2 separate regions of the Mus musculus genome follow, and region 2 is linked to region 1. The links are chromatin contacts, found by Hi-C or POLR2A ChIA-PET in ENCODE. All regions are on one chromosome and are shown on one strand. The core of a region is the stretch at or near the end of the contact, and the rest is flanking DNA. Distances in the headings are between cores, read along the strand shown. Region 1 holds the start of Camk2g (calcium/calmodulin-dependent protein kinase II gamma). Region 2 has its middle 6.1 kb from the start of Plau.

Evidence for each region. A loop is a pair of places that touch in the nucleus more often than their neighbours do. ChIA-PET counts read pairs that join two places held with the same protein, here RNA polymerase II (POLR2A).
Region 2: a map of left cerebral cortex shows a loop between it and region 1 (8-fold over the local background). The contact joins the enhancer-like site here to the promoter of Camk2g in region 1. A Hi-C loop is called at or near these places in 5 of 37 maps with a recorded cell type or tissue (Patski, heart and left cerebral cortex). POLR2A ChIA-PET finds 5 or more read pairs at or near these places in 4 of 5 experiments (Patski and embryonic stem cell).

What each region holds. Positions count from the first base shown.
Region 1 is chr14:20,790,601-20,798,033 of GRCm38, forward strand. Camk2g (calcium/calmodulin-dependent protein kinase II gamma) reads right to left here and starts at 3,488. Exons shown (of 21, transcript NM_001360186.1): 1 at 3,301-3,488; 2 at 1,919-2,013. The coding sequence starts at 3,365. It overlaps Gm30108 (predicted gene, 30108), which reads left to right and starts at 3,639. Exons shown (of 2, transcript NR_153779.1): 1 at 3,639-3,860; 2 at 5,734-5,954.
Region 2 is chr14:20,826,813-20,834,245 of GRCm38, forward strand. No RefSeq gene overlaps it. Among named protein-coding and RNA genes, the nearest start is that of Plau, 6.1 kb to the right of the region's middle. Within about 2 kb of position 4,947, at least 1 of the 3 ENCODE cell types and tissues checked has a DNase peak (open chromatin) inside an H3K27ac peak, as active enhancers do; it is left cerebral cortex, where a contact is called at or near this core.

The sequences.
Region 1 (7,433 bases), core at 2,238-4,737:
CCAAAGTTAACCTGGAACATCAGCCAAAGCCTCAGTCTTGGCATAACCATCTCGCAAGTGGGGGAGTTGCTGCCTGACACACATGATCTTATTCTAGGATTCCCAAGCTGAAAAGAAAAGCAGAGAAATGAAATGCCATCCAGCTCAGGAGAGAAAGAACACCAAGATACCAGCTTGGAAGGACAGGGTAAGGCAGAAAGGCTATGAGGAAGGGAGAGAAAGGGACACGATCCCACAGGCTTATCCCACAGACTCAGGATAAGCCTGGGTATATGGAAGCGGCAGAAAACGAAAGCCCAAGGTTGGTGGTTCCAGTCACTGTAACCAGCTACCTTCACATCCCCAGCTCTCAGCTCTCAGCTCTCAATCTCCCATCCCTCGCTCACTCTTGGACCAAAGGGCACTGGTGAGGAGCAAAGCAAAGCGCCGCACCATCCGCTGGAGACACCAGGTGTCAGCCACATTTCTGATACACCAGGGCTAGGCTGTGTGGGCACAGGGGGATGCCCATCTTCACCTCACTCCTGCCTGTCCCCCTTCCAGTCTTAGTCAGAGCATGTCTGCCAGAGAACCCAACTACTGTTGTCCCCCGCCCATCCCAGAGGAGGAGGAGGGCATCTGACCACCCACATATCTCTATGACAACCACTGCCTTGGACTCAAGGTACCCAGTGGAAAGAAAACAAGTCAACTTTACAGCCAATGTACATGAATAGTCTGAGACAGGAGGTGCGCCCAGTGATAGGGATGAGGAGAGATACCCAGGCCAGGAGGCAGACGCAGCCCCATGGAACAGGTCCCAGAAAAACTGCCGACAGGACAGAAGCCCACTGTCATCTCTCTGGAATTCTAGAGCTTCTGGGTGCTTGGGACATCTATTATCTTGCCCTAGTGATGCCCGAGTCATTACGGGCCAAAGACCACATCTTCCCCAGGGCATCTGTCCTGGCTCCTAATAATCGCCCAGCCCTAATACCTTGCTCTGAGTCATAGAACCTTTGTCGCTGTGCTGTACCCCGAAGCTCTCCAGAACCTGACCTCTGTATTAACCAGACCAAGCCACCTCACACACTGCTGGGTCTACACCTATCAGATGAGGTAAGTTTGGCGAGCACCCAATACTAGCTTCAGAGATGTACATCTGAAGTGTTAAAAGGCAGGCCTTGGCTTCCCAGTCATAGGTACTCAGGCTCTCACAAGTGAGACTCCAGGGCCTACACGGTAAATGCCTCACATACGGAGGCACTGCGGCTCCTGCTCGGACCAGACCACTGAGATTGAGCGACCAGGAGGCATCATCACACGCTGCCCAGGACAGACTGTATCTGCTGCTTCACCGTCAAGTTTGTAATTTGATCAAAAAAAAGGAATCAAGTTCATCTGGCAGGGTTTGTTCCCCAGAAGCCCTCACCACCGCCGCAGCCTTAGCCGCCTACCCTGATGTTTACAGATTTCCTTCCCTTGGGAGTCTGTTCTGCCGCCTGGTGGGCAGGGGAGGCTAGATTCATCAAAACTGCTCATTTACTGCATTTCCACCCTAAGTTACCACCGGGGCACAAGGGCTAGGACAAGCCTGCAGTAGCCAGCCCTGCCCTAAAGAAGAGGGGCTTTAAGTACCCTAAATTAAGAGCTGTTCATTCCATACAATACACTGCCTTCTCAATTCTCCACTGAGAACTTGAACTCCCTCAACCCTTTGGAGACCACTCCAGCTACACTCATCTCTTACTTTTTTTTCCCCCTCCCTGAGCACTTCCAATTCCCTCACACCTCCTTGTCTGGCTTCTAAGTCCACCCACCTTGAAATTCCAACTCATCTCCAAGTGCTAAAACACATACTCCCCCACCTCCCAGGGAACCTGCAGAAATCTAATTTCTGGAGGGATCCTCAAAGAGAGCCCTGGCAGGGCACGCTCACCTCGGGCGGACAACTTCTTGGTATTGATGATTTTTGCAGCATATTCCTGCGTAGATGTTTTCTTTACACACCTCCGGACCACTGAGAAGGCACCCCTGGAGAGAGAAGGGGGAAAGAACTGGGACACAGCGCCAAGCAAAGTGACACACACATACTTCAGATGAGGACAGCCATGCTCCAACCACCAGACTTGTAGGGACAATCAACAGCTAACTTAAGAATGGTAAGCCCACCCGATGGCCCTAAACAGATGTGGGTGGAGCACCACCTGGCTCCCATCTAGTTCCAACAGCCTCAAACCTCAGACTGGTGGGCGATGCTTCAAATACACACCTGCTGCATCTCACTGATTGCCTTGTGGTCCCAGCAAAGGCAACCAGGAGAGAGAAGAACAGGGAGACCTTGTTCCTCCTCTCAGCAGAAATAATTGAAAGTAGGGAAAAGGAGGGATTAAACAGAAGGTATGGTTTCCTGAGAAATTTCCCTTAAGCCTGGGAGAAAGTGACGCTCAAGATCCGCTCAACTGGCTTAAACCCACAGCATCCCCGCTCAACTGACAGCAGGGAAACAGAGGAAAGACAGCTCTGATTGTGACAGCAGTAACTCCCCTTCCCCGTGCTATTTTCCTGTACGTGACCCGCCAAATGGGCTGCGATCTCGGGCTCTGGAAATATCTAGGGGGGCGGGCAGAGCGGGGGCTGCAGTGGCCAGGCTCTGCACCGCGGGTGGGGGTGGCGGGGACCCGGGCTGCGGCGGCGGCCAGCTCAGTGCGGAGGGGAGGGGGATGCTGCGGCTGCGGCGCACGGCTCCTGGGACCACTGCAGGGATGGGGGGAGGGGCCGGGGGTGCCGCAGCACTGCCCAGCAGCAAGGCTGGGATCCTGGAAGCCGCACTAGCGGGGGGGCGGGGCCCGGCACTAAACATCTCCCCACACCCCGGCACCGCAGCGGGGCTGGAACTGCAGAGCCGGGGAGGGTCCTGAGTGCCGGGCGCGTGGGAACTGGGGGGCCGGTGCTGAGTGGGCTCCGGAGCTGGGTGGGGAGGGGGCGGTGGACAGGCGGGGTCGAGGGAGGGGAGCGTCTGAAGGGTGCGGGAGGGGCGGGGCTGGAAGGCGCCCCGGAGCAGTCCCGGGGCTGCAGTTCCCGCGGCGGCGCCGGGTGCAGCAGCCTGGCAGCTGCTGCAGGGCGCGGAGGGGGCTGCGGGACCGGGAACCCGGGGCTAAGGGGCCCCCGAGGCAGCACGCGGGAAAAGCTGGGGGTGGGGCGGGTCGAGGGGGCGCTGCAGCGGCCGGTGCAGGGCCGGGGGGCGGGGCGAGAAGCCGCAGAGCGCCGGGACGCCTGGACCAGGGTGGGGGGCCGCCGCGCGTGGCGGGTGGGCCGTACTTGCCGAGCTCCTCGAAAAGCTGGTAGTCGTCGGTGAAGCGGGTGCAGGTGGCGGTGGTGGCCATACTGGCGGGCGGACGCGGCGGTGCAGCCCGCGCCGACGTCGGTGCACAGTCACCGCCGCCCGGCCGAGGGAGCAAGAGGAGGAGACGGGGCTGAGCCCGGCAGCACCGCGAGACTTTACCGGAGAGAGCGAGGGAGGGAGGGACACCCCCGCGCCCGCCCGCCGGCCCCGCCCCCAAGCCCCGCTGGCCCCCGCCCCGCCCCCGGGGAGGGGCCTCCCACCGTCGGCCCCGCCCCGCCCCAGGAGCCGCCCGAACTGGGCCCCCTGCACCCGAGGGCCAAGGACGCGGGGTCCCCACTCCCGGCCACCCACTGGGACCGACCGAACTGGAAGACACCTCCTGCGGGCTCCTCCAGGGCGGACCCTGCAAGAGCTCAGGAACCAATGTGTGAAAGTGGTTCTTGAGTGGTGTTGGGTCTGGACCACCGAGGTCTGGGGAGAGGCCCCACACGTGGGTCCCATGACTGCAGCCTGAACCAAGCCGGAAAATGCCAAGGTCAAAGAGCGTATGTGAGACTGTACACTCGAGAGATGCCCCCAGACTGCAGAGCCAGCTGCCCGCAGCCTTCCCCCAGGGTGCCGACACTCTAGATTAGTGCAAGAATCAAGGGCATCATTAAGAAAAAACAAAACCAGAAAACCTTCAGCCGCGGTTTTATCAGCGAAACCAGGCCATGGGGCAAGATGTTTGCTTGCTTTTCTTTCTTTCTTTCTTCCTTCCTTCCTTTCTTTCTTTCTTTCTTTCTTTCTTTCTTTCTTTCTTTCTTTCCATTTATTTGTTTCGTGTGTGTATGCCTGTGGCCCTATGGTTGCCACAGCGCACGTGTGGAGGTCACACAACTTGGGGAGTTGGTTCTCTTTTCACTACATTGGGGGATGGAACTTGGGTAGTCAGGCTTAGCTCACGCATCTTTTTACTCACTGAGCTGTCCTGCGGGCCCGTGTGATGCTTTCCTGCATTCCAGTCTTAGAAATAAATGTTCTCTCCTAGGTCAGTAATAAAAGATAAAAGTAAGAATGTCTTGAAAAGGCTTTGTGCACTAGTGGCTAAAAGCAAAAGATGAAAACATGCTCGTTTTCTTGTGGGCATCCAGTACTTTTATTTATGACACTTTATCACATTTTGTAATGATGTATTTGCAAGTATGAGTGCTAGCACACAGTATTGAGAACTCTTGGATCATACTACCTAGCTCTCGGATGTCTGGAAAATCATTGACCTCAGGCATTCTGCAGTTCATGAAATCTGTCTGGGCCTTATTTGAGAACTGGAAATAATAGTGCAGTATACTTCATAGGGCTGTGAGCATTTACTGGGTTAAATCATGTATAATATTAGAGTAACCCTCAGTACCTTATTCAAACAGTGTTTGCAGCTATTGTGTAGTATTTTTCTTCCCACTAAACTGTGCACTCCAAAGGAACCCCTGGGTACTTCGCTCCAGGCTCAGTGTTCATAGAACGGCTCTGTCTCCAATATTACAACTTTATGGGACAGAGTCAAGTAAAAGCCACTCTGGAGGAGCAATGTGCAGGGCAATTTCCCGATGCCCCCCCCCCCCCCCCCCGCGCAGCTGTACCCCAAGTCAGAGGCCATTCCCCACTGGGCAGAAGGGAGCTCAGCCAACTGCTGCCTCTCAGTCTTGATTACAGCAGGGTGCCCACTGGGAATCCAGCCTCCTCTGTCAGCAGGCCAGTGCTGCCAGGGGAGGCAACTGAGAGGTACTCTGGCCTCCCAAGCTTCAGTGGGGTGGGAAGAGCACAAAGGGAGGACTTACCCCACAGCCCAGGGAGCAAAGTGTGTGTGGGGGGGTGGGGGTTGGAGATTAGGGGGAAGTGGGGGAAGAAAGCCCTGACTGATTACCTGAGAGGAGAGAACCAAGGAAAGAGCTGAGGTGACAGGGGCACTGTGTACTCCACCCTTCCACATGGCAACAGGAAGTTAAGTGGAGGGGACAAGGCCACTTCCTACCTCAAAGCAGCAGGTCCCAAGTCTCAGCCCGGTTGGGTAAGGAGGTTGTAAAATCAGGGATGCCAGTAAGTCTTCATTTTCTCTCATCCATCCTTGCTGCAGAAGCGGCTGCTAGTTGCGCTCCAGAAATGGAGGCAGCAGCCAGCGTGTCATTTTTTCACCAGTGTGCCCTTCCTGAGGGCTGGAGGCAGCTTGGGTCCTGACCTCCAGACGCTGATACTTGAACCTCACATATTCATTAACAGAAGATGGAGTGAGGAGTGGGGAGAGGTCACAAGCATAGACTAGGGGTAAAATGGGGTCTCTTAGGGATACCCTAGGGGGAAAGGTCAAAGCAGGGTTACAACCTGACTGGCCCAACGTGCCTGCTGTGACCCGTTTGTCATCCCGCCTACAGGATCTACACTGGATGCTTCAGGATAACCATCTAAAGCATCGCGTGTCTCTGGGTGAAATGGAAAATGACGTAGGAAAATATTGGGTGAAATCTTGGAAATGACTCATACTACCATGTAAATGGAGCCACCCATTTTTCAACAACTGTTCATCAACTACCTCCTATCTGCTCGTCACTGCCTTTTAGCGGAATGTCCTAATAAAGTGGAGATTTATAATTTATACAATTAGAAGCCTCCATTTTTCTTTTACAGCTCTACCTTGCTCCTGTCTTCCCTCCTTCACACTTTCTCTTGATAGCACAGACCTCTGCCTGCCTAGTGTCCACTCTGGCAGCGTGGAGCCTAGAGACACTTCTGTGTGCTCACACAAACATCCTCACACACACACCCTTCTTAATCCCCATTGCCGTAGCACCCACACAACCTCCAGCTACCTCACAGCAATTAGAGGGACGACACTCACAAATAATAACGAGCTCGCTAGCTCCCTGCGCATCAGTATCTATGGCAACCTCATGGGGTCCACAGACTATGCTGTTCTGGTTGTAACCAGTCCCCTGGGCAGCACTAGCACTCAGGCAGTGCTCAGAGCTCCCGGAACAGTAAACAACACAGGAAATTGATGCCTTGATAATCACCAGAGGTACCCCACTGGGTGGTACCCCTCCCTTGTCCTGATCTTTCGTCTTGAAGCCACTGAAAATTACATATTGCCCCCCTGAATGACATATACTTCCCTCCCTAATTTCGGAATGTGATTTTAGAGCACGTGAGAATACTTACTCTTCCAATCTAAGAAAAACAGAGCAGTTGGAAGTGAGGTCTTTAATTGAAAGGGGAGGCAGGTGCGCTGTCATGCACCTGTAATCACAAGATGGTGACTAGTTTGAGAACAGCCTGGTCTATCTAGTGAGTTCTATGCCAGCCAGGGCCATACAGTGAGACATCATCTCAGAAAAGCCAAATAAATAAATGAATGTAAATGCAAGGGAGATGATGCCATTAAAATCAAAGCATAGTTGCTCACATGTTGGGAGATGTTGTAAATCAATGCTAGGAGAATGAAGTCGGCCGTGTGTTCCTAGGATGCAAGGAGCTCAGTCCATAGGACTCTAAATGCTAAGGATTGCACAGCCATGTTCCAGCTGTATACACATATATGTGCATATGTATGTAAATATAAAGTGTGTATCACCACCACCATCATCATCACCATTAGTATTTGGGTTTTCGAGACAGGATTCCTCTCTGTAGTCCTGTCTGTCCTGGAACTCATTCTATAGAACAGGCTGGCCTCAGACTCAGAGATCTGCCTGCCTCTACGTCCTAAGTGCTGGGATTACTACTACTACTACTACTATTATTATTATTATTATTTAATGTGTATGGGTTTTTGCCTACATGTCTGTGTACTAGATGCGTGCCTAGTATCCTTTGAGGCCAGAAGAGGGAGTCAGAGCCTCTGGAACTGGATAGTTATGAGCCACCATATTGGTGCTGGGAATTAAACCTAGTCCTCTGGAAGAGCAGCAGTCAGTGCTCTTTAACAATTGAGCTGTCTCTTCAGTCCTTGTGTGTAACTCTTGGTCAAAAGGAAGTTTAAAATCTGCTGGACCAGTAGCTTCTCTGAGCCCTTCCAACTTTGTAAGAGTCTAGTACCAGTTTCACAAGAGGCGATAAGATCATGCGTGAGCCCTCT
Region 2 (7,433 bases), core at 3,697-6,196, 38 kb after region 1:
AGGGAAGAAGGGTGGGAGGGAGGGAGGGAGGCAAGAAGGGAGGGAGGGAGGGAGGGAAGAAAGGGAGGAAGGAAGGAAGGAAAAGGGAAACAAAACTTGGCATTACGGCACAGCATATAATCCCAGAACTTGGTGGATAAGGCAGAGGAACCTGTAACTGAAGGTCTTCCTTCATTACACAGTGAGTTTGAGGCCAGCCTGGGTTAGAGAGCCTATCTTAACCAACTAATCAACCAGCCAACAACAATATCAAATGTCAATCCTAGAAATTAAAACAAAATAAATAAAATATGACCTTAAGGAGCAAAAAGAGATGCAGTAGAGACGCAGTATAGGAGCGGGGAGGAAACTGGACACAGAACAGTCCTGAGAACTATAGGGCTCTCCAGCTCTGCTCTGTTCTGACTTACTTACATGTCATCTCTCCAGTTCTCCTGAGGCCACGGGGGTGTGGCGGGGGAGTCAACTTCTCATCTACATCTGTGCTTTCCCCCTTCATTTTAATTAATTAGCTTGATGGTGAGGGGCGTGTGAATGTCATGATCAGAAGACACGGGTCCTAGGGGTCAATTGAAGGTTGTTAGGATTGGAAGCAAGTGCCGTTACTTGCCTGCCCAATGGTTATAACTGATCGATCCCTCAAGCATTTTTTTTTCTCTCTTTTGGTCTGTCTGTGGAAAAGTCCATTTAGCCATCCACTTGGCACACTCGTAAAGTGATCACTGGGAATCTTTTAAAGGGCCCAAGTTCAAAAGTGCTGAAGCAATGAACTTCCTGATTTTTAGAAAAGTCGCCTCAGGGTGGCTTGGTTGGCACTGGGGTGTCCAACCCTTCCCTGATTCATCCGTACGGAAAGCGCTGCTCATAGGTCTGCTGGGCAGCTCTGGCCTTCCCCCATTTAAGTGGCCTCCAAGCCAAAGGGTGTGGCTTCAGTGGAAGTAGCACTAGATACAAACTCCCAGAGGTAGGGTGGGGTGGACATACCAATACAAATAAAGTAAAATTCCCTAGACATGCATTGGCATATTAGGAAAATACCATTTTTCCAGGGCTTGTTTGGTCTTGAGAATCCCCCAATAAGCCTACTAAAACGAAGATACATAGGTGTCTATCTAATGAGTTCGAATTTTCAAGGTTAAACTGAAAATCTATAGTTTTTAGACTTTCAAGCCAGGTTGTTTTCATGTACAGACCTGATGTGTGAGCATAGTATTGAGGGGTATTCATTATTTTGGTTACCAGGCACTTATCCAACAAGCCTTTTTTTTTTTTTTTTTAATTTTGGCTTGGGAGGAGGGGCTAAAAAGACTATCATAGCAATTATCAAGTCAGGCTTTGGGGACTAGAGCTGTATACTGCTCAGTGGCACAGCTCTCTTGCCTACTGTAATCAAGCTCCTGGGCTCCTTAGCACTGCCAAAACAAAGCACCAACAAACTCCCAGGCTTTCTGGCAAGAAACCTGGGTCTGACCTGCCTGGAAACGACTGTAGGATTTTGAGCAAGTTATTCAGCCTCTCAGAACCTCTTTTTCTTTAACTGAGAAGTGGAGACGATACTGTATCTTCCTCACTGAGGATTGAGTCATGCATATAGAACTTAGTCCAGTGCCTATAAACAACAACAACAGCAACAAAAGTGCTCTGTAAATAGGGGCTGCTGATATTTCCACACACACACACAAGTCCAACCGTGTGCATCCTCAGATGTAAACATGGTTAAGAAGACCTCATGAGAGAGGGAGATTAGGAAAGATGGTTCAGAAATCTACACATGTATGAAAGTACAGCCACAGGATCCAGTGACCTGTTTCTGCCTAGACCCAGAAGACACATCTGTGGCTGCTTATATTAAACAAAAGGAAGAACATGTTCATCAAAGCCTGTCTCTACTGAACAGCAGGAACCAAAGCAGACGGGACGCTGACATCTGGGACTTTCCTGGGTGCCATCATGGGTTTGAAGTAAAAATTGCATGGACTGGGCCTGCTGCTGAACACCTGTAATCCTAGCATCTGTGGAGGTAGATGCAGAATCAGGAGTTCAAAACCATCCTCAGCTACATAACAAGTTCTGGGTCACAACTGGGCTACATGAGCCGAACAAAACCAAACAACCACAAAAAGCAGGATGTTCCCCCCATATAAGGACAAATACCTGCCCTAACGAGTCAGACTTACTACAGACTGACTAGGACACTGTCTTAGTGTTTCCCAAGCCCTATAATTAGCCAAGTCTGAATGGGGGCACCGGCTCTATTGTTTATCTACAGTGTGGCCTTGGGAACTTGTTCGAACTTGTGTTTCTCAGTTTTAACTATAAGATGATCACATTGATAGTTCTTTCTTTAAAGAACACTGTTAAGGATTTTGTTGTTTTATTGCTGTTGTTTATCTTTTTCTCTTTTCAAGATAGGATTTTCTGTGTAGTTCTGGCTGTCTTGGAACTTACTCTGTACATCAGACTGACCTCAAACTCAGAGTTCTGCCTGCCTCTGCCTCCTGAGTGCTTAGATTAAAGATGTGAGCCGTCACAGTCCAGTTATACTGTTAAGGCTTTAAAAGCAAATATCATACAATTAACTTTATTTATTAGCTATCTTTTACATTTTAATTTTTTTGTAATGTTATCCAGGCTGGTGTTGGATTTTTGGGTCACTGTACCTGGCTTTGTTATCCCTTTAACCGGGACAGATTATAAAATCCCCTTGAAAAACACGGGCCTTCGCCTTCTTTTTTCTTGTTTCTGCCACACTGCCATAATCACTGCCCCCAGAGTAAGGAAGGAACAGTCTGCCCATGCAATTATCCACATCCTGTTCCTCTCAACTGTGCCCCTGTTTCCCCGGGTCCCTGCTCTGTGTGTGTGTGTGCGCGCGCGCGTGTGCACACATACACACACTCTTTCTGTTTGCACAGGTGTCCATGCATTCTCCCAAACCTTCCTCAGAGGTTTGTCTGATTGATGTCCATAACTGCATGGGGAAACGGAGCATTTTCTGCAGGTGGACAGGGCAGACAAAGGCATTGAGGGTGGACAGGGAGAAAGGAAGGAAGGAAGGAAGGAGGTGAGGAGCCGGAATAGGAGAGAGGGTGGAAATGTGTCATGAGGTTCCTCAAAATCTGCAAGTTATGAATCTCATTGTCAGTGAATGACCTCTGGTGATTCACTTCCTTTTATTAGCTGCTCCTCCATCGGTGTCATGAAGGGGGATGCTTTCATTTTCCTTAAGTAAATGACCACATACAGAATCTAGTTTGAGAGAGCCATGAAAACATACATCATATAGGCTACAGATGTTATCCTGATTTTCTTCAGAACAAGACTGCCTAGCAGTTCAGCTCATAGCTGAACACATTTCCCTAAGTAAGACTGACTTCTTGACAGTTTTCAGCCAACCCAGCAGTTTCTCATTTCCTCTTTGAGCCTTTTCTCTAGAGTACGTCCTTAGTTTCCTCTTTTTTTTTTTTAAGTTCTATTTTTTTTAAAGATTTATTTATTTATTATATGTAAGTACACTGTAGCTGTCTTCAGACACACCAGAAGAGGGAGTCAGATCTCGTTAGGGATGGTTGTGAGCCACCATGTGGTTGCTGGGATTTGAACTCAGGACCTTCGGAAGAGCAGTTGGGTGCTCTTACCTGCTGAGCCATCTCTCCAGCCCCCTTAGTTCCTCTTAAGCATCCGTTGCCACTAAGTTATGCTGACCTGAGTAGTGAGTAGTTGTAGGACAGGAGACTGGAGAGTCTTTTCCTGGAGAGAGATGCAGATTCCAGGAGGTTTGGAAAGTTATAACTAGGGCGCTGGAGAGATGGCTCCGCAGTTATGAGCATTGGGTGTTCTTCCAGAGAAGCCAGGTTCAATTCCCAGCACCCACATGGCAGCTCACAACTGTCTGTAACTCCTGTTCCAGGGAATCTGACATCCTTACACAGAGATATATGCAGTCAAGATACTAATGTACATAAAATAAAAATAAAATTTAAAAATTTTATTAGATTTATTCATTTTATTTTATGTGTGAGAATTTCATTCAAATGTATGTATGTGCATATGTATGTATGTGCATATGTATGTATGTGCATATGTATGTATGTGCATATGCATGTATGTATGTGCATAGTGTTCCTGGTGTTCCTGGAGGTCAGAAGAGGGCTTTGGATCTCTTGGCAGTGGAACTATGGCTAGTTGTGAACTACCACACGGATGCTGGAAAATTGAAGCCAGGTTCTCTTCAAGAGCAACAAGTGTTCTTAACTACTGAACCACCACTCTGGCCCCCCAGTATTCGTGTAGGGTAATACATTTCTGCCTTACTGTGTTTGAATTAGGGACAAAAGAAATTTGGCCAAGGCTCAAGAATTTCATGCAGAAGTCTGAGATAATTGGTTTGAGTATAACTACAAATCAGATCAGAGTCATGAAATAACAAGGACGTTTAGGGAGTCATAGACCGAACATAAACGAGCCAAGTTGACCTGTGCGTTTCTGTGTTATTGACGACATCATGTAACCTCAGGGTTCAGCCCTTGAGTGCTTTGCTTTCCATGAGTAAGGGCACAAATATGTGGCTTCCCTCCACCCCGTCCACAGGCCATTAGGGACCCACTAGCTCCACCACCTCCCCTATCATGTTGCAGGCCCAGACACAGTCAGCTTCACCTTGACCACTAAGCACACAGTAGGACAGGGGAGGGGGCCTTAGACTCAAGGATGTAAGATGATCAATTCCATGGTCTGTTTCCCAAACTGCTGGAGTCTGTTTGCCAATATGTTAGGAAGGAGGTTTAAAAAGAGTTTCATACTGCAAAGAGTCACAGATAAGGGGGGGGGGGTGAGTGGGAGTCAGGAGTGCGGGGGCGAGCAACACATGCAGCTGTCTTTCCCAGCTGCCCAGTTGGTAGGAACTGTGGGCCAAGGACACAGCATCCCCACTTAACTGGAATCCTGCAGCATATTCCAGCATGACCTGGTTTTTTGGACCAAAATGGACAAGCAAAGGAGGGAAGCACTTTAGATAGGAATTGCAGTTTACAAAATCCATCTTTCTGTTTTTAGCACCTGGAACTATACCGGCACATAGTAGTCCTTTCACTACTTAATGTATATAGCTAATGAATGAATGAATGAATGAATGAACACTTTTCCCACATAGGCATGACTTCATCCAATCTCCAAAATGGGACCAGGGCTGTTTCATTTTGCAGATGGGAGAACCAAAGTCAAAAGAGTTAAGTGCCTTGTTTAAAGTCATTCTACTACAATACCATACTGAATGTTCTTAGTATAGCAACCCAAGAATATATCCCATGACTCAACACGAAATTCCTTTTGGACCCAGCTAGTCAGAAAATAGCCTTTAAAGGATAGGCATGATAGCACAGGCTTGTAATCCTAGCACTTAGGAAGTGCAGACTACAGTGAGTTTAAGGTCAGCCTGGGCTACATAAGACCCTATCTTAAAAACTCAAAGCAATGGTTAGCTGCTTTGGGCATGGTAGCACATGCCTTTAACTGGATCTCTGAATCCAAGGCCAGCCTGGTCTATGTAAAGAGTTCCAGGACATCAAGGGCTACATAAAGAGACCCCCATTTCAAACAAAACAGCCAGCCAGACAAAAAACTCAGAACAAACAAACAAGAAACTAAACCAAAACAAAAGCTTTCGGGGCTCATTTCCCTGGATAAAGAAGCCAGGCTAGGTTTAGGCACTGCTCAGTGTGCATCTGCACTCCTGTATCCTCTACCCTTTTATAAACAGAGCCGACAAAAGAGCCCCTCCACTAGTCTATGTCAGCACACCTGACTCAGGAGGTCTGCTCTCCTGAGATACAAAAGCCACTTGGAGTCAGGAAAATAATGAAATCATATGCATTTGCTTTCTTATTTATCACTCTCAACAGAAACTTCAGCCAGTTTAGACCACAAGGGAAGTTCCTGGAATTCAGGCAAGCCAGTAACATGCACAGCGTGGGCATCCTAAGAAAAAAGAAGAAGAAAAAAATGTGTTTCTGGAAGGAAGTCTCCAGAATAGATAGAAAGACTTGAGGCAAACACTGGGCTGGAATATTTTATACCACCTGCCTGAGTATCTTAGTTAACGGGCCTCTCTCTTTACAGCATTCTGCTGCTTTATGGAGACTGTGGGACCCAGAGCCCAGGAGAGAGTACCTAGATGCAAGTGCCGCCATGGGCACACATGAACCATGTTTTCCTTGCAGGCTGTGGAATGAGAATATAATTCCAGTCTACATCATAGGGCAGCTCTGAACTGGAAGAGAAATTGAAGATGTATCTGAAAATGTCTTTAAGACGTATCTATAAGATAGAAATAACAGACAAAAAGGATATAAGCCTATACTAGAGAGAGAGAGAGAGAGAGAGAGAGAGAGAGAGAGAGAGAGAGAGAGAGAGAGAACAATCAAACTTACCTGCCTTGGACTTCCCACATAATCACCTTTTACAATCTAAGCTAATGCAGAGCGTGACCTTAAGCTATGTACTCTTCTCATGCCCAAACTCCGATAACACATATCAATCATTTGTTGAAAACAGCAAATAGAAGTTAAGTAACTTCCTAAAAGCTACCATAAAGGTTGAGCGAAACTATTTATGGATATTGATTGATAAGCAATAATATTTGTTATCTGGTATTTGGAGTCAGTTGGAAGCAGAGACTTAATTCCTTGTTGAACTCTGTTAAAGATTTTGCCAAGTATCCATTCCTTCCCCGTGTGGTGCTTTCTGTACTGTTAAATACGTACATAGTAAAGACATACAAACACCATTCACACATAGAGACATATACAACACACATAGACAGAACAGACAGACACCACTCATACACACAGCTCACACAACAGACAGACACACATAGGGATAGACACAGGGACAAACAAGTTCACAAGACCGCCTTCAGACAGGCACAAATGCAGATTCATGCAACAACAGATGGTCATAAGACATAGTGATCATGAAGTAGAGAATTCAAATTTAGACTTGCTCGTGGTTAGAAGACTGCAAAGGGAAGAAGTGCTTTTATATCTTTATGTCTTTTATATTTATATATTTCCTTAATGCAACACCTATTCATTATAGGTAACTTGGAGTTAGTCACTAATGTGTATAACACACACACACACACACACACACACACACAAAGAGAGAGAGAGCTTCAAAGCTCCCTGTTACTTTTCTCTGTTCTGCATTCACTGATTCACTCACAATTAAGCACCTCTGTGGTTAAGACATGTAGCAAATGATGAGGGAGGGGCAGATATCTAAGACCTGTTCTTTGCCTCCAAAGAGTTGAAAGTCTAACACAGACTGCACCAAAAATAGAGATTTCAGAGAGTCTAAAGACTAACCAGGAGAAAGGCAGTTCTGTGATGAGTTGGAGGCACGAGGATTGTTCATCCAGGTGAAGAAGTGGCGGT